Regions from separate parts of the Homo sapiens genome. Here region 1 is linked to region 2. A link is a loop called in an ENCODE intact Hi-C map of the cell type or tissue named here. Cell type or tissue: heart right ventricle. All regions are shown on one strand. Each heading gives the region's core, and the rest is flanking DNA. Links, peaks and the distances in the headings are about the cores only.

What was found. Hi-C counts contacts between places; a loop is a spot of excess contacts. Peaks named below come from ENCODE experiments on the same cell type or tissue, not always from the same donor. Only the 100,000 strongest peaks of a DNase experiment are listed, where the experiment ranks them.
Region 1: it touches region 2 in a loop (2.4-fold over the local background); 54 of 110 quality-filtered maps call a loop at or near these places.

The regions. Positions count from the first base shown.
Region 1 is chr7:105,147,419-105,159,775 of GRCh38, forward strand. The region is part of intron 7 of SRPK2 (SRSF protein kinase 2); the gene reads right to left. Among named protein-coding and RNA genes, the nearest start is that of KMT2E, 140 kb to the left of the region's middle. In heart right ventricle, for the core only: a CTCF peak has its summit at 5,657 (motif pointing right); a DNase peak (open chromatin) is centred at 5,666; H3K27ac peaks cover 1,039 bases.
Region 2 is chr7:105,319,038-105,331,394 of GRCh38, forward strand. The region is part of intron 2 of SRPK2 (SRSF protein kinase 2); the gene reads right to left. Among named protein-coding and RNA genes, the nearest start is that of SRPK2, 64 kb to the right of the region's middle. In heart right ventricle, for the core only: no CTCF peak of the experiment used is centred there; no DNase peak of the experiment used is centred there.

The DNA.
Region 1 (12,357 bases), core at 1,763-9,762, 170 kb before region 2:
GCAATTCTCCTGCCTCAGCCTCCCAAGCAGCTGGGATTACAGGCGTATGCCACCACGCCTGGCTAATTTTTTTTGTATTTTTAGTAGAGACGGGGTTTTACCATATTGGCCAGTGGTCTCGAACTCCTGACCTTGTGATCCACCTGTCTCGACCTCCCAAAGTACTGGGATTACAGGCGTGAGCCACCACACACGGCAACTACCACCACTATTTAAATGACAACATTTTCATTGCTCCAAAAAGAAACAACATATTCATCAGCATTCACTTCCCATCTCTCTCCTACCCCTTCTAACCCTTAGCAACCACTAATCTACTTGCTGATTCTGGACATTTCCTATAAATGGAATCATATAAAGTATTTTTTTGTAACTGGCATAATGTTTTCAAGTTTGACTCTTGTGCAGCATGTATTAGTACTTCGCTTATTCTTATTGGCAAACAGTATTCCACTGTATGGAGATACAACATTGTGTTTATCCCTTCACCTCATGAACATTTGGGTTATTTTCACTTTAGGGGCTATAAAAATAATACTGCTATTCACACTCGTGTATACATTTTTGTGTGAACATACTTTTTTTGAGGGGAGGTATATACCTAGGAGTTACCGTACTTAGGTCATATGGTGCCTCTATATTTAGCTTTTTGATGAACTGCCAAAGTGTCTTCCACAGTGGCTGCACCATTTTACATTCCTATCACCAATGTATGAGGGTTCCAATTCTTCGCCCTGAACAACACTTACTATCGTTTTTTACTTTATCCACCCAAGTGGATATGAAGTATCTTGTTGTAGTTTTGATCTACATTTCCCTGATGGCTAATGATGTCCATACATTTTTAACACTGCAAGAGAAGGGGGGCTTGATTTAAATAGAAAATAGCCTTGGTATCTAGACAACCCTACAGCATTATACTAAAAGAAAGTGATGAACCAAGATATTCATATTTCTCATATTAAAACAATCAAAAACTTACAGTGTCAGTGACCTAAATACAAGGTCAGTGTTTTTCTATAATTATTTCCACTGGAGAATAATTTTTTCAATTATTTCCATAAACAAAATTTATTTTTACAAAACAGATCATGTTCTCATATAAGCATTAGAAATTCCAAATGTTAAGCAAATATTACATCAATGACCATTCAAACAATGAATTGAATAGGCATTTTGTTCACAAGAGACAGGAAGTGTTATATGTTTCACATCATCCAATGTAGGGAAAAGAGAGATCCGACTGTTACTGTGTCTATGTAGAAAGGAAAGACATAAGAGACTCCATTTTGAAAAAGACCTGTACTTTAAACAACTGCTTTGCTGAGATGTTGTTAATTTGTAGCTTTGCCCCAGCCACTTTGCTCCAGCCACTTTGACCCAACCTGGAGCTCACAAAAACATGTGTTATATGAAATCAAGGTTTAAGGGATCCAGGGCTCTGCAGGACATGCCTTGTTAACAAAATGTTTACAAGCAGTATACTTGGTAAAAGTCATCGCCATTCTCTAGTCTCAATAAACCAGGGGCACAATGCACTGTGGAAAGCTGCAGGGACCTCTGCCCTTGAAAGCTGGGTATTGTCCAAGGTTTCTCCCCATGTGATAGTCTGAAATATGGCCTCGTGGGATGAGAAAGACCTGACCGTCCCCCAGCCCAACACCCATAAAGGGTCTGTGCTGAGATGGATTAGTAAAAGAGGAAAGCCTCTTGCAGTTGAGATAGAGGAAGGCCACTGTCTCCTGCCTGCCCCTGGGAACTGAATGTCTCGGTATAAAACCCGATTATACATTTGTTCAATTCTCAGATGAGAGAAAAACCGCCCTATGGTGGGAGGTGAGACATGTTTGCAGTAATGCTGCCTTGTTATTCTTTACTCCACTAAGATGTTTGGGTGGAGAGAAACATAAATCTGGTGTACGTGCACGTCCAGTCATAGTACCTTCCCTTGAACTTAATTATGACATAGATTCTATTGCTCACGTGTTTGTTGCTGACCTTCTCCTTATTATCACCCTGCCCTCCTACTACATTCCTTTTTGCTGAAATAATGAAGATAATAATCAATAAAAACTGAGGGAACTCAGAGACCGGTGCCGGTGCAGGTCCTTGGTATGCTGGGCGCCAGTCCCCTGGGCCCACTGTTGTTTCTCTATACTTTGTCTCTGTGTCTTATTTCTTTTCTCAGTCTCTCGTCCCACCCGACTAGAAATACCCACAGGTGTGGAGGGGCAGGCCACTCCTTCAATCCAACACTGAAATATTCCCAGTTTAATCGACAGTGGAAGGCATCTGATCAACAGTAAGCTATTAGTAGTTAGCCTACTGTTAGTAGAAGTTAAAGTAGCATTATGAAGTGAGAGGGAACAAAGATTTTACAAGGAAAATGAAAACAGGAATACCTCTTAAAAACGATCAAAATCCCTACAAACATTTAAAACAACTTTACCTTACAGAGTATTTTTACATAAATTCACTGAATGTGCATCGCCTGAGCTCCTATCACATGCCATTATTCCAGGTGTTTGATATATAAAAGCTCCCAGGCTTCATGTTGCTTACAGTCCTCATATCCTCACAGAGGTTACCAATTCAGGACAGGAAATGAGTATGACGGGTGGGGTAATTGGCCAAAAAAAAAACCAAGATGAATCATGGGCATGGCAAATATGATTTAATAAGATACTGACAAGTTCCTAGTAAGTACCAGTGAAGTAGATAAAACTAGGATAAGATTTTAAGACATTTTTTGCCTTAGAATATTTACTGTTTTGGATAATACTGCAATTAGGATATGTTTAAATTACATTTAAAATGTCAAGGCCGGGCTCAGCCTTGCCTTGTAATCCCAGCCCTTCGGGAAGCCGAGGCAGGCAGATCACTTGAGGCCAGGAGTGCGAGACCAGCCTGGCCAACATGGCGAAACCCTGTCTCTACTAAAAACACAAAAAAACTGCACAGGCATAGTGGCACAGGCAAGGTAGCACACGCCTGTAATCCCAGCTACTCAAGAGGCTGAGGCACAAGGCGGAGGTCACAGTGAGCTGAGATCATGGCACTGCACTCCAACCTAGGCGACAGAATAAAACTCTGTCTAAAAGGAAAAAAGAAAAAAAGCAAATAAAATGTCAAAGGACCAATAGTAAGAAAGATAACATGATGTAAAATATTTCCATGGAGAACATGGTTATACTTTTGAAGGAAACACAATCCAATGGGCTCATGTTATTCAACGACATTCATGCATCTTCCTGGTGCAAACTGAATAATATGTGGAGTTCTATATCTGAACAACAAAAGAGATTCTGAAAAGTACAAGAAATTAATGGATAGGCACATTGATGATGTCCAGCCCATAGAGGTCAAAGGAATACGATTTTTGAAAAATCGTTTTCCAACTAAAATTGTATTTCGGTATCAAATACTATCTCAAGGTAAAAATGTCAGTATCTTTCTTTCCTAAAATATATTTGACCATTTTCTCATGCACGAGAGTTGTCCTATCTTTCCACCTTGGCTTCTTTCACAGTTCAAAGGTTGATTCACTGTGCGGGAGGCTGCACAGTTAAGAGTTAATGTGCCTCAGTGTGCAAATGTGTTCACATGAGGTCCCAATGACAATGATGCACCTCATGACAAGCAAGAAGTGATCTCAGTAAAAACTTAAAGTTCCAGATTTTTTTTAAAAAAAATTGGCTATTGCACTCAACTAGGCTAACTTTCCTAAAACAGCAATGGGCAATAAACACAAGAAAAATACTTTGCCACTGGGACAAATAAAGTTAGTTAAGATAATTGAAACCATTAAAGGAAATGGCAACAGGGCAGCGTTAAAAACATGACCTTGGATTCAGACTGCTCTTAAATTACTGCTCAACCATTTACTCATTGTGTTACCCCTGGGCAAGCTGTTTAAGCTGTTTGAGCTTTCATTCTCATCTATGGGAGGGGGAAACACCTGTTACACACAAATGTAGCAATAAGCTTTAGAAATAATCTACGGAAAACTCACAAAAACAAAGTCTAGCACACAAGAAACTTAAATGGTAAAACGTATCTAAGTCAGAAGACTTGTACTGATATTGACTTATTGAATTATGATTTTTCATCACTTTTTAAAAATTAATTTCTTTTTAGAGATGGGATCCCGCTATGTTCCCAGGCTGGAGTGCAGTGGCTATTCAGAGGTGTAAGTAAAGCACACTGAAGCCTCAAGCTTCTGGCCTCAAGTGATCCTCTTGCTTCAGCCTCCCAAGTGGCTGGGATTACAGGTGTGAGCCACCACATCCAGCTTCCTAAGTCACTTATTAAAGTTCTCTGGGTTGGCTGGCACGATGGCTCACACCTGTAATCCCAGCACTTTGGGAGGTCAAGGCAGGTGGATCACCTGAGGTCTGGAGTTCAAGACCAGCCTGGCCAACACGGTGAAACCCCCTCTCTACTAAAAATACAAAAATAAGCCAGGCATGGTGGTGCATGCCTGTAATCGCTGCTACTCAGGAGGTTGAGGCAGGAGAATCACTTGAACCCAGAAAGCGGTGGTTGCAGTGAGCTGAGATCGTGTCACCACACTCCAGTATGGGCAACAGAGTGAGGTTCTGTCTCAAAAAAAAAAAAAAAAAAATTATCTGGGTCTCAGTTGTTTCCATTTCTAATATAAAAGGACTATACTTGATAACCCGTATGGTACATCCCAGCAACAAAACTTTGATTCCATAATTTAATTTTGAACTACTTTTTTCTTTTTTTGAGATGGAGTCTCACTCTATCACCCAGGCTGGAGTGCAGTGGCACGATCTTGGCTCACTGCAACCTCCACCTACTGGGTTCAAGCAATTCTCCTGCCTCAGCCTCCCTAGTAGCTGGGATTACAGGCACATGTCACCATGCCCAGCTACTTTTTGTATTTTAGTAGAGACGGGGTTTTCGCCATGTTGGCCAGGCTGGTCTCAAACTCCTGACCTCAGGTGATCTACACATTTCGGCCTCCCAAAGTGCTAGGATTACAGGCGTGAGCCACCATGCCTGGCCAGAACTACTATTTTTAAATGGTTTTATTTTCAAAAATAACATTTGTCTTTCCAGTGAAGTTTTAAGTAATAATGCACCCCAGAATCAACCAACATTGACGAGAACTCCTACAATTATTTATACAGGATAACTGTGACAATGGGAAAAACAAAAACACAAACCAAAAGGAATCATGTTTCATCCCCATGGATAGATCTCCCCTTGCAAAATCTGACAGAGTTAAGTCTTTACTAATTCTTTCCTCTGTTGCTTTTACTTGTCAAATCACAGTATGTTCATCTTTCTTGCCTAAAAACCTTAATACGGCTGGGCGCGGTGACTCACGCCTGTAATCCCAGCACTTTGGGAGGCCGAAATGGGCGGATCACAAGGTCAGGAGATCCAGACCATCCTGGCCAACATGGTGAAACCCCATCTCTACTAAAAATACAAAAATTAGCTGGGTGTGGTGGTGCATGCCTGTAATCCCAGCTATTCAGGAGTCTGAGGCACAAGAATTGCTTGAACTCAGGAGGCGGAGGTTGCAGTGAGCCGAGATCGCGCCACTGCACTCCAGCCTGGTGACAGAGCAAGATTCCGTCTCAAAAACAAACAAAAAACCTTAATACTTGGTGCTAGCAGCAGGAGGCAGCAGAGATCCTTTGGCTGCCAGGGAAGCTGAGATCAACCTAAGCCCAGACGAGCCAGGGACGTGACTCTCAATCATCCCACTCAGGGAGCCATTTCACACACATGAGGAACAAGTGCCAGGTTTCTCTGGGTAAAGTCAGACTTTGAGTTCAGCAGCAGTGCGGAAAAGAAGGCTAAGTCTAGGGCTGGGAGCTAGAAGCCCCGAGTCCCATTCCAAATTAACTAGCTACAGGTTCAGAGAAAGTTCCTTCTTTTCCTTGAACCTCAAATTCATCTTCAAAATAAGGGGCTTGGTTAAAATGGTCTCAAAGCTTGCTTTCTGTACATCAACATTTGTGTCAGATACCATCTATTACTGGTCTTCGCAACACAAATCTGCTCCTCTCCACCACAACTTGATTGAAATAGGTCCTGTAATCTTGTAGATAAGTCGGGGAACAGTCAAGCATAATGTGGAGACTCCTCTAAAGACTGTCTCCCTGGCCTTGCTCACAGCCCAGAGTGCAAAGCTTCCCCCAAAATTCTGAACTGTAAAAAGAAATAGAATGAGAGCAACTTTCCAAATTATGCTCTGCTACTGGTGATAAGCGGTGGACTTTCTTCCTCCCACACCTGAACAAAGGACACAGAGCAGGGAGACTCTGTCTCCTCCTACTCTGTGGGTAACAGAACCTAATGAAGCACCCAGAGAAACCCACGTGGGCAGCCAGATGGGCTGGCAGAGGAAGGAGGCGACCCCAAGCAGGAGTTCTTCATTGAGAATATTAATTACTTGTGGGCGTGCGGGACACCAGAGGGGTTCTCCGCAAGCCTAGAAGTTTCCTGCTGGAAACACTGAGGGTTCCACTAGATTTCCCTTCCACAGTGAAACACACAAGGCAGGTCCCACCAACTGCCTGTGAAAACCAAGATGTTAAACTCAATGGAGGAGCTTGGAAATACCTGTTAACAATAAAAGAGGACAAGAGCCAGAGACACGCTCAAACCAAAAATCCAGGGGACGGCGTCCTTACCCACATTGTCCTGAAATAGCCTCTGCTCCTTTTTCTTTCATCTCTAACTGGTGAGAATTAATGAGAAAAGCCAGCAGCTGTACTTCTGAATGTCATCAGGAAGAAAGTTAAAGCTGCTGTGCCCAGCACTGGGACTGCACAAAGCAATGGCTCAGGAAAGCAGCTTAGTCCCTTGAAACAGAGCCACCTCACCACATTTCCTGAGTCAAGGGCTCAACATCCTGAGGAGAATTCCAAGTCAATACAGCATCGTGTGCACTACCATGCTGAACAAACCCAGTAATATCAAAATGTTTACCAAATTGACATGAAAGCTTCTGGTCTGAACTTGAACAATACTGGTTCAGTCATAACAAAATTTACTGATAAACAGGGCCACTGAAAGAATTACAATGGTAAATAAATACTAAGTGTAGAGAGACAAAATCAGCCAATGATACAGGTGAGAGGACCTGCGGGGCACCACCGTGGCTCTCGGCATACTAGAGGGTTGCACCCCAAAGGGAGAAGTCTGGAAAAACATTGGGTTTTAAAGGTCTCATCTGGTTACATATTATAATATCTACTTCATAAAATCTAATGGCTATACTTTTTTTGTTTGTTTGGAGACAGAGTCTGTCACCCAGGCTGAAGAGCAGCAGTGACACAATCTCGGCTCACTGCAACCTCCGTATCCTGGGTTCAAGCAATTCCTGCCTCAGCCTCCCGAGTAGCTGGGACTACAAGCACGTGCCACCACACCCAGCTAATTTTTGTATTTTTAGTAGAGATGGGGTTTCACCATATTGGTCAGGCTGGTCTAGAACTCCTGACCTCATGATCTGCCCGCCTTGGCCTCCCAAAGTGCTGGGATTACAGGTGTGAGCCACCGCACCTGGCCCACCCTTATTCTTGTTTGTCTGTTTGAGTCAGAATTTCGCTATTGTCACCCAGGCTGGAGTGCAATGGCACGATCTCGGCTCACTGCAGCCTCCGCCTCCCAAGTCCAAGTGATTCTCTTGCCGCAGCCTCCCAAGTAGCTGGAACTATATGTATGTGCCACCACTCCCAGCTAATTTTTTATATTTTTAGTAGAGACAAGGTTTCACTATGTTGGCCAGGCTGGTCTTGAACTCCTGACTTCAGGTGATACACCCACCTCAACCTCCCAAAGTGCAGGGATTACAGGCGTGAGCCACTGCACCCAGCCCCCTTATTCTTAATCTCCACAATCAAACTACAAATTATGCATTACTATTTCGAGTTTACAAATGAGGAAACAGACTCACAGAGGCTAAGTAACTGATCAGGAGTACAAGATAGAAGTGCCAAAGCTATGATGTTAAATCAAGTCTGTCACCAAAGCACAATACACCTTACACTTTCTCTTATCCCAGTGGTTCTCAGTGAGAGGAAAACTGGCAAAGTTCAGAGATATTTCTAATTGCCACAATCAGGGATGGTGACAGCTGATACTGGCTCTGAGGGGTAGATGCCAGGGACGCTGCTAAACATCCTATCTGGTCTGAAGTGCCAGCAGCCCTAGGGTTGAGATGGGGCCTACACGTAGTTATGGGACCAAATGTGAGCTGAAGGCATTTCAAGAAGGGAAGGCATCCTCTTAATTGGGTACTGTGAGAAGCCTTTGTCACAATGGTGGGATTTTCGTTGAGTCTTAAAAATGTGGGTAGACAAGGATGGCATTTCTGGCAGCCTAGAACAAAAGAGATGATCAAAGATGTGGAGATAAAAAACGGAAAGGTGCCCTTAGGGGTCAAGATGATTACCAGTGAGTACTTTCTCTAAACTACCTACAAAATAAAACCAGTAAACATTCATGAATGAAAATTCTGGTAAATCTGCACATTATAAATGTTTGGGACATCTTTGAACATTCATAAAAAACGTAAGCTGGTAGATTCCAGAGGGAAATAGGGTACCTGAGGGACATCACTTTTTGTCTGCAAGGGGAAATACAGGCTGACACCAGATGATAGAAAATCTTAAACAGGTTCCCAGAAAGTGACTTAACTTCTACTGGACATAGGCCCAGTACAATTCCAAACTTATTACAGGCTCATAATAAGTTTATTATATAAAACCCATTATATAACGGCCAAAATGGTAAACCCATGAGCTCTGAAGCCAGACTATCTGGGTTTGAATTCCTGCTTCACCACTTAGCACTTTTTAAGCGACTTCCTAACTAGGGGCAAGTTACTTAACCTCTCTGGGCTTCTGTTTCCTCTTGATGAAATCAGGAAAGTAATAATACCCATTTCACAGGGTTATTGTGAGGAACTCAACTATGCAAAGTACTCAAATTATACCTGGCACATAGTAAGCACTGAATTAACTATTTGCTACTATTAGCATTACTATCTCTCATTACATCTTTACAATAAACTAATGAGGAAGGTATCATTTTTGTTTGTTTTTTGTTTTTAAAGAGACAGTCTTGTTCTGTCACACAGGCTAGAGTGCAGTGGCACCATCATGGCTCACTGCAGCCTTGACCCCTTGGGCTCAAGTGATCCTCCGACCTCAGCCTCCCAGGTAGCTGGGACCACAGGTGCATGCCATCATACCTGGCTAATTTTTAAATTTTGTTTGGTAGAGACACGGTCTTGCGATGTTGCCCAGGTTGGTCTTGAACTCCTGGTCTCAAGAAATCCTCCCACCTCAACCTTCCAAAGTGCTGGGATTACAGGCATGAGCCACCACGCCTGGCTGGTATCATTATTTTCCCCACTTTTATTGATGATGAAATTGTGGTTTGCAGAAGTTAGGTAACTTGGCCAAAGCCCTTTGGTGAATGTAGGGTATATTTGATGCCAAACCCAAGCTCTTAACAACTCCATATATTGCTTCATGAAGGCCAAGAACATAAAGCTTCAGCAAACAGGCAATGGGAAGCCACTAAAGAATTCTAAATGGGAATATGAGTCATTAAAGCAAGGTTTTACTTGCAATAGAAAGGAGAATAAACTGGAAAAGGGACCGGGAATTGGATGGGCTGTATGCACAGAGAGCCAAGAAAAGCCTGTGAAAAGGTACTAGCTGGAGGTGATAAGGGCCTGAACTAAAGAGGACAGCAACAGAAATACAAAGAACATCAAGAGTAAAAGACATGGCAAAGGAGAGTTCAACAGGCGGGTTCCTGGGGAAGCACAGCAAGTGATAGAGTAAGGAGAATGACTGGAACATGGTCGGTTATCCATGACTCTTAAGAAGAAGGTCTACAGTGAAAGGATACTAAGAAAATACTAAGAAAATTGGTCTGCTCTGGCTTGTTCTGGGAAATGATATAACTGTGTCAGTCTGCAATAAAAAATCTTCCTAGTACTACCCGGGAGAAAGAAATACTGAAAACATAGGCTGAATCAAAGGGGTTGAAGGGAAACCTCAGGTAAGTAGATTATTAACTGGAGTATGTAATTTCTTGAACAACTTACTACACTGAAAGTTCTGCGTAAGCTTAGGGGGAAAAAATCCAGATTCCATGATAATATTTTTCTTAAAGAAAGATGGGTTCACACACACAAAACCAAAACCAAACCAAAATTCCATTAACACTGCATATAAGAACAAAGTGCAGACCACATGACACAATCAAATTTTCAGCTTGAATTTCTCTGAACTAAAGAAATAATATAAGAGCTCTTTCTAAGTTTCCACCAAAAACAGGGTACATGAATTACAGTGAGGATAACACACGCATTGGCCAGGTGTGGTATAATCCTAGCAACTTTGGGAGGCTGAGATGGGAAGACTGCTTGAGTCCAGGAGACAAAGAGACCAGCCTGAGCAACACAGTGAGACCCCGTCTCTACAAAAAAATAAAAATTAGCTAGCACGGTGGTGCATGCCTGCAGTCCCAGCTACTAGGGAGGCTGAGGTGGGAGGATCACTAGAGCCCAGGAGGCCAAGGCTGCAGTGAGCTGTGACTGACCAGTGCACTCCAGCCTGGGTAACAGAGGAAGACCCTGTCTCAAAAAACAAAAACAAAATGAAGAACACAGGTTAACTTATTTAATCTTCGGTTCATTCAACAAGGATGCACTGAGGTTCCACTGAACCTCAGATTTTCATCTTTCAACTTACAGACTCCTTCAACTTGCTAAGGCTATATTTTCTTCTCTAGAAGATAAAATAAATGTCAATGGCTCATCTGTGAATTCACCTTTTTTTTTTTTTCCCTGAGATGGAGTCTTGTTCTGTTGCCCAGGCTGGAGTGCAGTGGCATGATCTCAGCTCACTGCAACCTCCACCTCCCGGGTTCAAGTAATTCTCCTGCCTCAGCTGGCAGAGTAGCTGGGATTACAGGCGTGTGCCACCACGCCTGGCTAATTTTTGTGTTTTTAGTAGAGATGGGGTTTCACCATGCTGGCCAGGCTGGTCTCAATCTCCTGACCTCGTGATCCACCCGCCTTGGCCGCCCAAAGTGCTGGGATTACAAGCGTGAGCCACTGCGCCTGGCCAAATTCACCTTCTTACACACTAAGCCTAAAGGGTGGTGGTGTGGTCAGTCACTTAAGGCAACAGCAAGCCCCTCTGAAAGCATGAGGTTCTGGGAAATGATGGAGCCTGCGGGAAATACATGCAGGCAGCTATTTCTGAAATTATTCAGTATTTGTTAGAATGTGTAATTCCTTTAATATTTTCAAGATTTATCAAAAATAATTAGGAGATTCTTCCCAAGTTTTAACAATATGGTTTTATTTTTTTGTGTTTTTTTGTGTTTTTTTTTTTTTTTAAAGACTTTAGAGTTGCTGCTAAATGTTACAAATAATACACTAGTCTTATTTGGGGATCAAATAATTCCACTTAACATACTAATTTCTGCCCTCACCACATAACCTCTTCTACATTAAAGTTGTTCATTTGAGATATCAGCCTGTCGAAATAATGAATAAAAATGCTACTATTTGAAAGCTAAGGGCAAACAGATACAGTACTGAACAAAAGTTAGCCATAAATCTAGGCCCACATGTATACCTAGCATAATACTACATAGAAACACCTCAATTCAACTGATATAGAAGACAATGTAGTGAACTTTTCCCTCTCCAGCCCCTCTTCTCAAGTAACATCTGTCATGTTACAGAATAAGCTGCCAATTTTCCATACAAGGCTGGGTGCAGTGGTTCACACCTGTAATCCCAGCACTTTGGAAGGCAGAGGCAGGCAGACTGCCTGAGCTTAGGAGTTTGAGACCACCCTGGGCAACACGGTGAAACCCTGTCTCTACTAAAAATACAAAAATTAGCTGGGTGTGGTACCAAGCACCTATAGTCCCAGCTGCTCAGGAGGCTGCAATGAGCTGAGATTGCACCACTTCACTCCAGCCTGGGTGACAGAGCGAGACTCCGTCTCCAAAAAAAAAAAAAAAAAAAAAAAAACCGTACAAAAGGAAGAAGAGATGAACACACAGGCAGGCTAAACAAAGTTATCTGCACACAAATTCAACAGAAATATCAAAGATGCTTTTACTACACAAATTTAAACTTCAAACTTTTTACAGGCAATGAGTAGAATACATACTGATTCCATGCAGAACACTGGAATGGGCAAACACTGCTAATTAGGAGGAGTTCTTCCATCTACGCATACTTTCATTCTACAGATGTTTACTAGAGCATCATCTCTAAGCCTGACCCTAGCTGAGGGTTTTCTTCTGGCAGGGCAACTGAACAAAACACAC
Region 2 (12,357 bases), core at 1,982-9,981:
CTAAAATAAAAACAAATCCAAAAGGGTGAAAATTAAATCTGTTGCATCTTTTAAAACTGCTTAATTCACTCAATATTTCAAAATTAATTTGGAAATCACAGCTAAGAAAAACATATGTTCACAGATCTAATTTCTGTGAAAATGTAACACACTATTTTTAAATTCTACACGTTAATCAAGGAATCACAGTTTTTCATCACTGCAAACGTCCTTTTCAATATGGCCTGAGTTATAATCAAAATGGAATAATCTACTACCATAGGTTCGTTTCTAAGAATAGAAGAGTTTAAGTATACAGCCCTCCATTTATGGTTTTGTGAATTTTTTTTAACATTATCAAGGCTAAAAATTACCTTCCTCTTTGTTCCTTCTACATTCTTGAAAGCTTACTTAAGAAACATACTGGTGATTAACAATTTTTAGTTTTTATTTTCAACATCCACTCTTAAATTTAATGCACTTGCGGCGGGGGGGGGGGGGGCGGTGGATGGCAGGGGGAGAATATAAGCCCCTTTAAACACTTTTTTTCTAGTTACTTTTCCGGTTAAAGGAAACTAAATATGGCCTGAGAAGGACTCCGTACTTCAATATTTAAGTCCTTGTGGAGGATCCATAAGCTAACAGGTAGACAAGATTGAAAAACGTAACTATGGGTATGCGCCTGTAAATACAGCTGAGTCCTGGCAAATTCCAGCAGCCGTACTTTAACCATTCATACACTGCTGAGTGTTCAAACTGTGTTCAGCTAAGGCAAATGCTGACCTGTAACCAACCTGACTGTTTCTGTACCTCACTTCCGAGTTCTGGACATCACTTCCCCCCCTTTTTTTTTTTTTTTGTCTATAAATCTTCTTCCACCACATAGCTGCACTGCAGTCTCTGAATCTCCCGTGATTCTTGGGGCTGCCCGACTCGCGAATTGTTCACTGCTCAATTAAACTCCTTTAAATTTAATTCAGCTGAAGTTTTTCTGTTAACATTCCAAATAATAACATTCCAAATAATAAAATGGTCTTTCCACCAATCCACTTTATTAAATCTTCACACAGTTACATTTTCTCTTCAGGTGCATTGTCTACAGGTTGATTTTGCTATATATTTAAGGCAAATAATAAAGCAACATCTATACTTTTAAAAAATCAGTGACACATACACACATTCTGTTTCTCTCACAATCACACAAACACCCACGCATATCCCTAACAAGGTACAAGAATAAACCTTGGAAGATTCATATTTTGCTCAGCACCTCTCACCTTAATTCCTCTAATACAAAAATTTTACCAGTTTAATCATTTGGAAGAGGAAAAGAGGAACTACATCTTCAAAATGGACACAATTTATGTGAAACAAAATATGGAGAAAACTTATCTATAAAATTTCTTCAGTGTTTTTCAGTTTAAAAACACATCAATAATTACCTTGAGAATAAGTTAAAGTACACATTTTCAGAAACAGCAACCAGTAAGCTCATTTCCACAGTACTCAAAACCAAGAGGCAAACTAAATACATCTTGTAAGGCGACCCATAAAAATAAAAATAAAATCAGTAATAATTTAGCCATTTAGTTTCAAAGTTATAGTTATAAAGCTAATTTTGCATTCAAGTGACAAAACCCTATCTACCATCAAAAACCAAACTGTGGCCAAAGACCTTCATATACAGCTTTTCCTTTTTTTAACCCATTTATGCCGAAGGTTGCAAACTTTTTTTGTGAAAAATCAGACCTTGGCAATGACCTGGAGCAGGATATAAATAACTCCCACAAGCTTAGTGTTCCAATAATGGAACACTAGGCACAACTGGGTTAATGAGACAAGGTCTTGCTCTGTTGCCCAGGCTGGAATGGCGGTGTGATCATAGCTCACTGTTGCCCTAAACTTCCAGGCCCATGCAATCCCTCTGCCTCAGCCTCCTGAGTAGGTAGGACTACAGGCAGGTACTACCACACTCAGCTAGTTTTTAAAATTTTTTTGAAGAGACAAGGTCTTGCTATGTTGTACAGGCTCATCTCAAACTCCTGACCCCAAGTGATCTTCCCACCTCAGCCTCCCAAAGCGCTGGGATTGCAGATGTGAGTCACTGCACCTGGCCCATATACAGTTCTTAAAAGTGAATTCCAGATAAACAGATATACACATGCACAGCAATAACAGTCTGCACATGAAGACCACTCAATGCGGAAAGAACAGACTATTCAACAAATGGTGCTAAGACAACTGGGTATCCACATGCAGAAAAATGAGGCTGGACCCCTTCCTCCTCGTACCTTATACAAAAATAAACTTAAAATCGACAAACAACCTACATAAGAGCTGAAATCATAAAACTCTTAGAAGATAACATACAGGTAAATCTTCATGACCTTGGGTATGACAACAGATTCTTAGATATAACACCAAAAAAGCACATACAACAAAAGAAAAAACTGTAAAATGAACTTCAAAATTAAAAACTTTTCTGCATCAAATGACATTATCAGGAAAATGAAAAGACAACCTGCAGAATGGAAGAAAATATTAACAAATCTGATAGGGATCTAGTACCTGGAATATATACAACAACAAAAATAAACTACTTGATTATAAAATGAGCGAAAGATTTTAATAGAATCTCTCAAATAAAATATACAAAAGGTCAACAAGAATATGAAAAGATGCTCAACATCATTCATAAGGAGAATGCAAATAAAAACGAGGCACAACTTCACACCCACAAGGATGGCTAATGATAAAAAGTTAAAAACAACAACAACAACTAACAAGTACTGGAAAATATGTGGAGAAATTGAAATCCTTGTACACTGCTGGTGGGAATATAAAATGGTATCTTTTCTATGAAAACTGGAGATTTCTCAAAAAGTTAAACATAGAATTACCATACAACTCAGCAATTCCACTCATAGGTAGAAACCCAAAAGAAGTGAAAACTAGTACTTCAAATAATATGTACACCCATGATCACAGCAGCATTATCCACAATAGCCAAAAAGTGAAAACAACCCAAATGTCTACCAACAAATGAATGGATGAACAAATCCTGGTGTATAGATACAATGAAATACTATGTAGCCATAAAAAGGAATGGAATGTTGGGCCAGGCACAGTGGCTCACAGCTGTAATCCCAGGACTCTGGGAGGCCGAGGCGGACAGATCACTTGAGGTCAGGAGTTGGAGACCCGCCTGGCCAACATGTTGTGGAATCCCACCTCTACTAAAAATCCAAAAATTAGCCGGGCATAGGGGCATGTGCCTGGGGTCCTAGTGACTCAGGAGGCTGAAGCAGGAGAATCGTTTGAAGCCAAGAGGTGGAGGCTGCAGTGCACCGAGATCGTGACACGGCACTTCAGCCTGGGCGACAGAGTGAGACTTGAATGTTGATCCATGCTGCAATATGGATGAACCTCAGAAACGTCATGCAAAGTGAAAGAAGCCAGACACAAAAGGTCATGTGTTATATAATTGCATTTACATGAAATATCTAGAATAGGTAAATCAACACAGACAAAAATGCATATTGGCTCCCAGGAGTTGGGGGAGGGGGAAATAGGGAGCAGCTGCTTAATGGGTAGAGTTTCTTACTGGGGTGACAAAACATCTTGGAACTAGACAGAAGTGGTGGCTGCACAGCATTGCAAATGTATTAAATGCCACTGAACTGTTCACTTGTAAAATGGTGAATTTCATATTATGTGAATATAACCTCAATTAAAAAAAAAAAAACAGTTTGCACAGATGTCTTATTAGCTAGTCTATACAATCTCCACTTCGGCCAAGGAATGCTCTCCACAGCTCCATGGTCCCCACTAAAACTCTAAAGCCTCCCTGGCTCACAGCCTGGGTGCAGCTGGAGACAAAACACAGGATCAAAAATGTCCAGCCAGACACGGTGGCTCATGCTTGTAATCCCAGTACTTTGGGAGGCCCAGGTGGGTGGATCACTTAAGGCCAGGAGTTGGAGACCAGCCTGGCCAACATGGTGAAATCCTGTCTCTACTAAAAATACAAAAGTCAGCTGGGCATGGTGGCGCATGCCTGTAATCCCAGCTACTCGGGTGGCTGAGGCATGTGAACTCAGGAGGTGGAGGCTACAATGAGCCAAGATGGCGCCACCACACTCCAGCCTGGGCGACAGAGTGAGACTCCATCCAAAAAGAAAAAAAAAGTCCTACAAAAAGAAACAGTAAGAATATACATTTACATAAATATTGAAATTTTATGCTAGAGACAAAAATGCTAGAGAAAAGTATACACTAAAACTTCCTTAACAAAATTCAAAAACAAATGAAGGTAAAGCCTTCTGCAAACCCAAGCAGTGGCAAATATTCAAGTCTGCATTACCTTCACCAATGTTAGAAAATAGCAGGCAACATATGACTTCCTCCTAAATTTCAAATTTCCAACTACAAAGGAGAACCACATAGAATCTTTCTAAAAACACCTACCCATATTCCGTGTTTGAGACACTGTAGGCAGTCTATTACTTTTGCAAGGGCTGACTCTTAATGCAAATAAAATTATAATACTGGCACTGTTAAGAATGTTAAAAACAAAAAAGTCTTTCTTCTCAGCTACTTGCTACATACTTTACTCAGCACCAAAGTGTACTAGATGCTACATGCTAACACAAAACATAAAGGAATAGTGTTTCTTGCCTTTTAGAGTGAATATTCTAAGAAGAACAAAGTGGAAATAACACAGTAATTTCCAAAAAGGTATGGTACTACATAATCAACACTGTAAGAATAATTTGAGGACATGACACTCACATCTTTCCTGTAGTGGACCCAAGCTAACTGGGTGAAAAAATTCAGCTAAGGAGGCATTCTTCCAGATATGAAAGACCAACTCAAGTATGCTCAAGAAAAATAAATTTTTGGAAGGATTCAAACTATCTTTCCTTAAAAAGACTTTGGTCAGACTATTCTTTGTGTGTGTGTGTGTGTGTGTGTGTGTGTGTGTGTGTGTGTGTGTGTGTGGTGGAGTCTCACATTGTCGCCCGGGCTGGAGTGCAATGGCGCTATCTTGGCTTACTGCAACCTCCACCTCCCGGGTTCAAGCGATTCTCCTGCTTCAGCTTCCCAAGTAGCTGGGATTACAGGCCCCCACCACCATGCCCGGGTAATTATATATATTTTTTTTGTATTTTTAGTAGAGATGGGGTTTCACTATGGTGGCCAGGCTGGTCTCGAACTCCTGACCTCATGATCTGCCCATCTCAGCCTCCCAAAGTGCTGGGATTACAGACATGAGCCACTGCGCCGGGCCAACTATTCCCTCCCTCCCTTCTTTCTTTTTTTTTGAGATGGAGTCTCGCCCTGTCGCCCAGGCTGGAGTGCAATGGCGCGATCTCAGCTCACTGCAACCTCTGCCTCCCAAGTTCAAACAATTCTCGGCCTCCCTAAGTGCTGGGATTACAGGCGTGAGCCACCACACCCAACCAGGCCAGACTATTCTTAACAGAAAATCTAGCTAATGAATGTGCAATACAAATAAGCAAAGTTGGTAGGCCCATAGAATGCTGAGGACTGTTGCTGTTTTAGTGAGAGTGTCCATCAGGCACTATGCCTGGCACTGTCAATATCTGCTACCATCCCCAGCACTTTGGGAGTCCGAGGCGGGTGGATCACTTGAGGTCAGGAGTTTCAGACCAGCCTGACCAACATGGCAAAACCCCGTCTCTACTAAAAATACAAAAATTAGCCGAATGTGGTGGTGCACGCCTGCAATCCCAGCTTCTTGGGAAGCTGAGGCAGCAGAATTGCTTGAGCCACGGAGGCGGAGGTTGCAGTGAGTCAAGATTGCGCCACTGCACTCCAGCCTGGGTGGCAGGGCAAGACTGTCTCAAAAAATAAAAATTAAAATTAAAAAAATCTGTTACCATTAATACTCAATAGTCCTATTTTTCCTATTGTAAAATCCACCATGCTAATTGCAGAAGGTATATTAGAAGTCAACTGGAGCCATTCATTATTAACAATCACTTAAGAGGCAGTTTCATTCAAGCAAGCTTTTATAAATCCCAACTGTATTCTCCCCCAGAAAGGCAGCAGTCAACATCCTTAAACATACTAACTTAATAATCAAGTGATCTAAGTCTTCACACAAGTCAATGAAGAAAACATTTAACAAAATAGAATCAAAGAAAGCATTTTACCTCACCACTAAAGAGCACCTTTGAAACTAGTGGCTATGCTTTCAGAGAAGGGCTGTTAAAATAGCTAGGCTTACAATTATATAAAACACATTTCTCTAGCTCTTTAACAAGGTGTCACAAGCGATTATTACATGCCTTTGTGAAATTAAGAGCTGGTATGTATGGCTAAGGAACCCTGTTGATCCCTCTGTAAATGTCATGCAGTCCACATAAAGGAACCAAGAGACAGAAATGTCAAGACAAGTTCACGTGCCATCCTAATGAGGAACTAAGACTAGAAACCAAGTCTTCAAAAAAAAAAAAAAAAAATGATGTCCATTATTTAATGGCATCATTTTCCCCTAGTTTCTCAAGGCAAAAAAAAAAAAAAAAAAAAGTTCAACTGGATACAGTGGCTCACACCTGTAATCTAAGTACTTTAGGAGGCTTAGGCAGGAGGATCGCTCCAGCCCAGGAGTTCAAGACAACATAGCGAGACCTCATGCCTACAAAAAGTTAAAAAATTAGTCAGGCACAGTAGCAGTAGTGCCTACCTGTAGTCACAGCTACCTGGGATACTGATGCAGGGGGATCACCTGAGCCCAGGAGGTCAAGGGTGCAGTGAGCCTAGATCGCACAACTGCACTCCAGCCTAAACAAGAGAAGACCCTGTCTCTTTGGTGTATGTGCTTGGCTGAGAAGCCAACAGGGTGAAGCTACCATCTGTGGGACTACGACTGAAGGCTTCTTAAGTCAGAATCCTGCCCAGGCGGAAAAACAAGGCAATGCTGAGGGGCCTCGGATAGCCTTGGCTACCGGTCCCCTGCCGGCGGGACACTGCCCTACCGCACACGGGGACACGGGTCTGGTGCGGAGAGCCATCATCCTGGAAAACAAGGTGTGGCAGTAAAAAGTTTAAAAAGTCATCCTTGACTTTCCTCTTAATTCATACCCTATCATTAAATCCAATCAACTCTACATTCAAAATAAGTCCTTAATCTGACCACCTCATCTCCTCTACTAAGACCACCTGGCCAAGCCACATTACAACCCACCAACTAGACTATTGCAACAGCATGCTCTCTAGTCTCCTAGCTTTCACTTTTACCACTCTATAATCCATTCCCCATATGGTGGCCAGAGTGACTTTTTAAAATTTGAAAGAAAGCTGCGGAAAGGCATAGTACAAAGAACTTTTTCATACTGCTTTGAAGTACATTATCTTCTCCATTATTTATAGTAATCCTGAGAAATAACTATAGCAAGTTTACTTTCTTTTTCATGGATAGACAAGGCTCAGAGAAGTGCACTGATTTGCCCAATATTACACAGCGAATAATTGGCAAGATCATGACTGGCCTTCTAAATACTATCAATTATGCCATTCAAGTCCCTCTGCATGTATGCCACTTATTAATCACCCTCATAAATCCTAACATCCTTTCAATGCCCAGAATTACAGTAATGTTTCAAAAGAACAGCTAGAGGTACAGAAACACTATGATTTTCAACCCGGCCTACAAATTTCTTTCCTGCTAAAAGCATAATGCATGCTCTGACTACAGGTCTACCACATGGCAAGTGTTTTTGTAAAGAATTAAAGGTGGCCGGGCGCGGTGGCTCACGCCTGTAATCCCAGCACTTTGGCAGGTGGAGGCAGGTGGATCACCTGAGGTCAGGAGTTCAAGACCAGCCTGACCAACATGGTGAAACCCGGTCTCTACTAAAAATACAAAAAATTACCCAGGAGTGGTGGTGGGAGCCTGTAATCCCAGCTACTCAGGAGGCTGAGGCAGGAGAAGCACTTGAACCCAGGAGGTGGAGGCTGCATAAAGCTGAGATCGTGCCACTGCACTCCAACCAACCTGGGCGACAAGAGCAAAACTCCGTATCAAAAAAAAAAAAAAAAAAATTCAAGGTATAAGCAAAAGAGCCCCGATAATGAGCAATTTAGCAGCATATTCCATGAGGCTGCAAGCTACAGCATGCCAGCTGTATTTGTTAGAACATATGGACCTACAAATGGCCTTTACATTTTTGTTTTAATGGTTGGGGAAAAAATCAATGGAATATTTCATGACACCTAAAAATTCTTAGTTAATTCAAAGTTCTGTGTCCATAAACGAAGTTTGATTGGAACACAATCATGCTCATTTGTTTATCTATGGTCCATGGCTGCTTCCACACTACAATGGCAGAGTTAAGCAGTTACAACAGAGGTCACTTGGCCTGAAAGGTCTAAATTATTTATCTGGTCCTTTACAGAAGAAGTTTGCTAACCACTGCCAATCTCTTGGTTTTGTACCTCTGGCCAGCATCCTGACCTCTCTCCTCCCTGCCAAGTGCAGGTGAAGCTTTCCCCTAGCACCTGATACTTCTCCCACCACTTTACACCCCATTTTGAGATGAATTAATTGTTACACATCTGACTCCACAGCCAGATAACAAGATAACAAGATGCTGAAGGGTGAGGCCCACATGTCCTGGTTTATTACTACATCCCCAGGGCCTAGCAATGCCCATTTATAGTAGGTGCCCAATATTAGCTGAATGAATGAAAGAACACAAGATACTTAATACAGATTAGCTTATCTAAACAACTCTAAAATTTATAGGAGTTTTTTTGTTTTTGTTTCTGTTTTTTGAGACGGAGTCTCGCTCTGTCACCCAGGCTGGAGTGCAGTGGCGTGATCCCGGCTCACTGCAAGCTCCACCTCGCAGGTTCACGCCATTCTCCTGCCTCAGCCTCCCGAGTAGCCGGGACTACAAGAAGCCACCACCACAGCAGGCTAATTTTTCTATCTGTAGTAAAAACGGGGTTTCAGTTCTGACCTCAAGTGATCAGCCCACCTTGGCCTCCCAAAGTGCTGGGATTACAGGCGTGAGCCACAATGCCCAGCCTATAGGAGTTTCCTCTAGAAGATACCAAAAATACAGATTATCAGACTTCCAGGGGAGACATACAAATGACTCTATCCCTGGGCTCACTCCAATCAAAATCCCCAACTGCATCCAAAATGGATCAGGGCAGGAGGGTAGATTGCAGAGTGGAAGGAGTGATAAATCAATATGCAGCCCAATGTATTTTTTAAAGCACTTTTTAAAGGCCGGGGGCAGTGGCTCACACCTGTAATCTCAGCATTTTGGGAAGCCGAGGCGGGTGGGTCACTTGAAGTCAAGAGTTTGAGACCAGCCTGGCAAACATGGTGAAACCTCGTGTCTACTAAAAATACAAAAAATTAGCCAGGTGTGGTGGCAGGCGACTGTAATCCCAGCTATTCAGGAGGCTGAGGCAGGAGAATCATTTGCACCTGGGAGGTAGAGGTTGCAGTGAGCTGCGATCAGGCCACTGACTCCAGCCTCAGTGACAGAGCCAGGCTCTGTCTCAAAAAAAAAAAAAAAAAAAAAGGCCAGGCGCAGTGGCTCACACCTGTAATCCCAGCACTTTGGGAGGCCGAGACGGGTGGATCACAAGGTCAGGAGATCGAGACCATCCTTGCTAACACGGTGAAACCCCATCTCTACTAAAAATACAAAAAAATTAGCCGGGCATAGCGGCAGGCACCTGTAGTCCCAGCTACTCAGGAGGCTGAGGCAGGAGAATGGTGTGAACCTGGGAGGCAGAGCTTGCAGTGAGCCGAGATTGTGCCACTGCACTCCAGCCTGGGTGACAGAGTGAGACTCTGTCTCCAAAAAAAAAAAAAAAAAAATTTAATAGAAACTCAGCCAGATGCAGTGACATGTACCTGTAATCTCAGACACTCAGGAGGCTGACGTGGGAGGATCACCTGAGGCCAGGTGTTCAAGGCCAGCCTGGGCAACATAGCGAAACCCCATCCCTTAAAAAATAAAATAAATATTTTTAAATAAGTAAACAGAATAAGAACTGCAAGTTCCAGTCTCAGATGTGAGATAAGAGTTTACATATTACTGATCTATAGGGCCAGTTTTAACCACCTCCCCCAAATTTTTTTCTCCCACATTGCCTGAATCTTTATATATTTCACCATGTCACACTGCCTATTAGTCATCTAATTTATTCTCTCACCCTAAAAGAAAGCTCTTTTCTAAAATACAAATAGATCTGAAAAATGAAAGAAGATAACAAAATATCATGTACTAATGTGGATGGATAAGGTAGTTTTGAGAGGAAGAGAAGAGTGGGTATTAAAAGAAGATGAAGACCTCAAGGACTGAGACAGACCTAGTTAAGATTCTGAAACAGAAAGAGCAGGGAAAACTAAGAATGCTGGGAAACAAACACAAAAATTAGCCTGGCATGGTGGTGAACGCATGGAATCTCAGCTACTCGGGAGGCTGAGGTGGGGAGAATCACTTGAACCTGGGAGGTGGAGGCTGCAGTGAGCCGAGATCGCACCACCGCACTCCAGCCTGGACGACAGAGTGAGACTCCGTCTCAAAAAAAAAAAAAAATAGAAGGCTAGGAAACAGAACAAAGAGCAGCAGAAGATGGGAAAGGGTACAGAAAATGAAGTGACACCCAATTCAGCATTTTTCCCCATTTTCTCCTGTAGAAAAACAGAAGAAAGGGCTCATCTCCGTGGCTTAAGAACACCCGGCATGGTGGCTCATGCCTATAATCCCAGGACTTTAGGAGGCCGAGACGGGCAAATTATTTGAGGCCAAGAGTTCGAGACCAGCCTGGCCAACATGGTGAAACCCCGTCTCTACTAAAAAAAAAATACAAAAATTAGCCGGGTGTGGCGGCACACACCTCTAATCCCAGCTACTCGGGAGACTGAGGCAGGAGAATCGCTTGAACACAGGAGGCAGAGGTTGCAGTGAACCGAGATCACGTCCCGGCACTCCAACCTGGGCAACAGAGCGAGACTCTGTCTCAAAAAAATTAAAAATTAAAATAAAATAGCCAGGCGCGATGGCTCACACCTGTAATCCCAGCACTTTGGGAGGCCACGGGAGGATCACAAGGTCAAGAGATTGAGACCATCCTGGCTAACACGGTGAAACCCCATCTCTACTAAAAATACAAAAAAATTAGCCAGGCGTGGTGGCGGGTGCCCGTAGTCCCAGCTACTCAGGAGGCTGAGGCAGAATGGCGTCAACCCAGGAGGTGGAGCTTGCAGTGAGCCGAGATCGCGCCACTGCACTCCAGCCTGGGTGACAGATCGAGACTCTGTCTCAAAAATAAATAAATAAATAAAAATAAAATAAAATATAAAAAATAAAAATAAAATAAAACCAGTAACAACATAAGAATTGACTCCTGTCTCCATTTCTATTCATTCCATAGCTAGAAATCTTTATAATGGTTGGGAAAAAAGGAGAGCAGGAGTAGCAAACATTAACAACAGGGGAAATAAACATTCGCCTTAATACTGACATGACTCTTCCTAGAAAACCCAAGGAAATTAATTTGAAACTACTAGAATTAATGAATTCGATAATTTGTTAGATTAAAAGGGCATCCATACTTTACAGTAAGAAGGATTCTAAAACTGCACCCATGCCAGCAACACTAAGATTAAAAAGTGGTGGCAAGAGGGTCACGTGCAGTGGCTCCTGCCTGTAATCTAGGTGCTTTCCGAGGCCAAGGCAGGAGGACTGCTTGAGGCCAGAAGTTTGAAACCAGCCTAGGCAATACAGTGAGACACCTGTCTCTATTTAAAAAAAAAAGAAAAAGAAAATAAATTAGCCAGCATGGCTGTGTATGCCTATAGTTCCAGCTACTCAAGAGGCTGAGAAAAGGAGGGTCCCTTGAATCCAGAAATTTGAAGCTACAGTGAGCTGTGATTCTGCCACTGCATTCCAACCCAAGTGACAAAAGGCGAGACTCTGTGTCTTAATTAAAAGAAAAAAAAAAGAAGGCCGGGCACGATGGCTCACGCCTATAATCCCAGCACTTTGGGAGGCCGAGGTAGGTGGTTCACTTGAGGTCAGGAGTTTGACAACAGCCTGACCATCATGGTGAAACCCCATCTCTACCAAAAATATTTTTTTAAAAGATTAGCTGGGTGTGGTGGTGCATGACTGTAATCCCAGCTACGTGGGAGGCTGAGGCAGGAGAATCACTTGAACCTCGGAGGCAGAGGTTGCAGTGAGCCAAGATTGTGCCATTGCACTCCAGCCTGGGCGACAGAGCGAGACTCCGTCTCAAAAAAAAAAAAAAAAAAAAAAAAAAAAACAAATAGTTATTACACAATTAATCTGGATCATATTTCACACTATATTCAACAAAAAA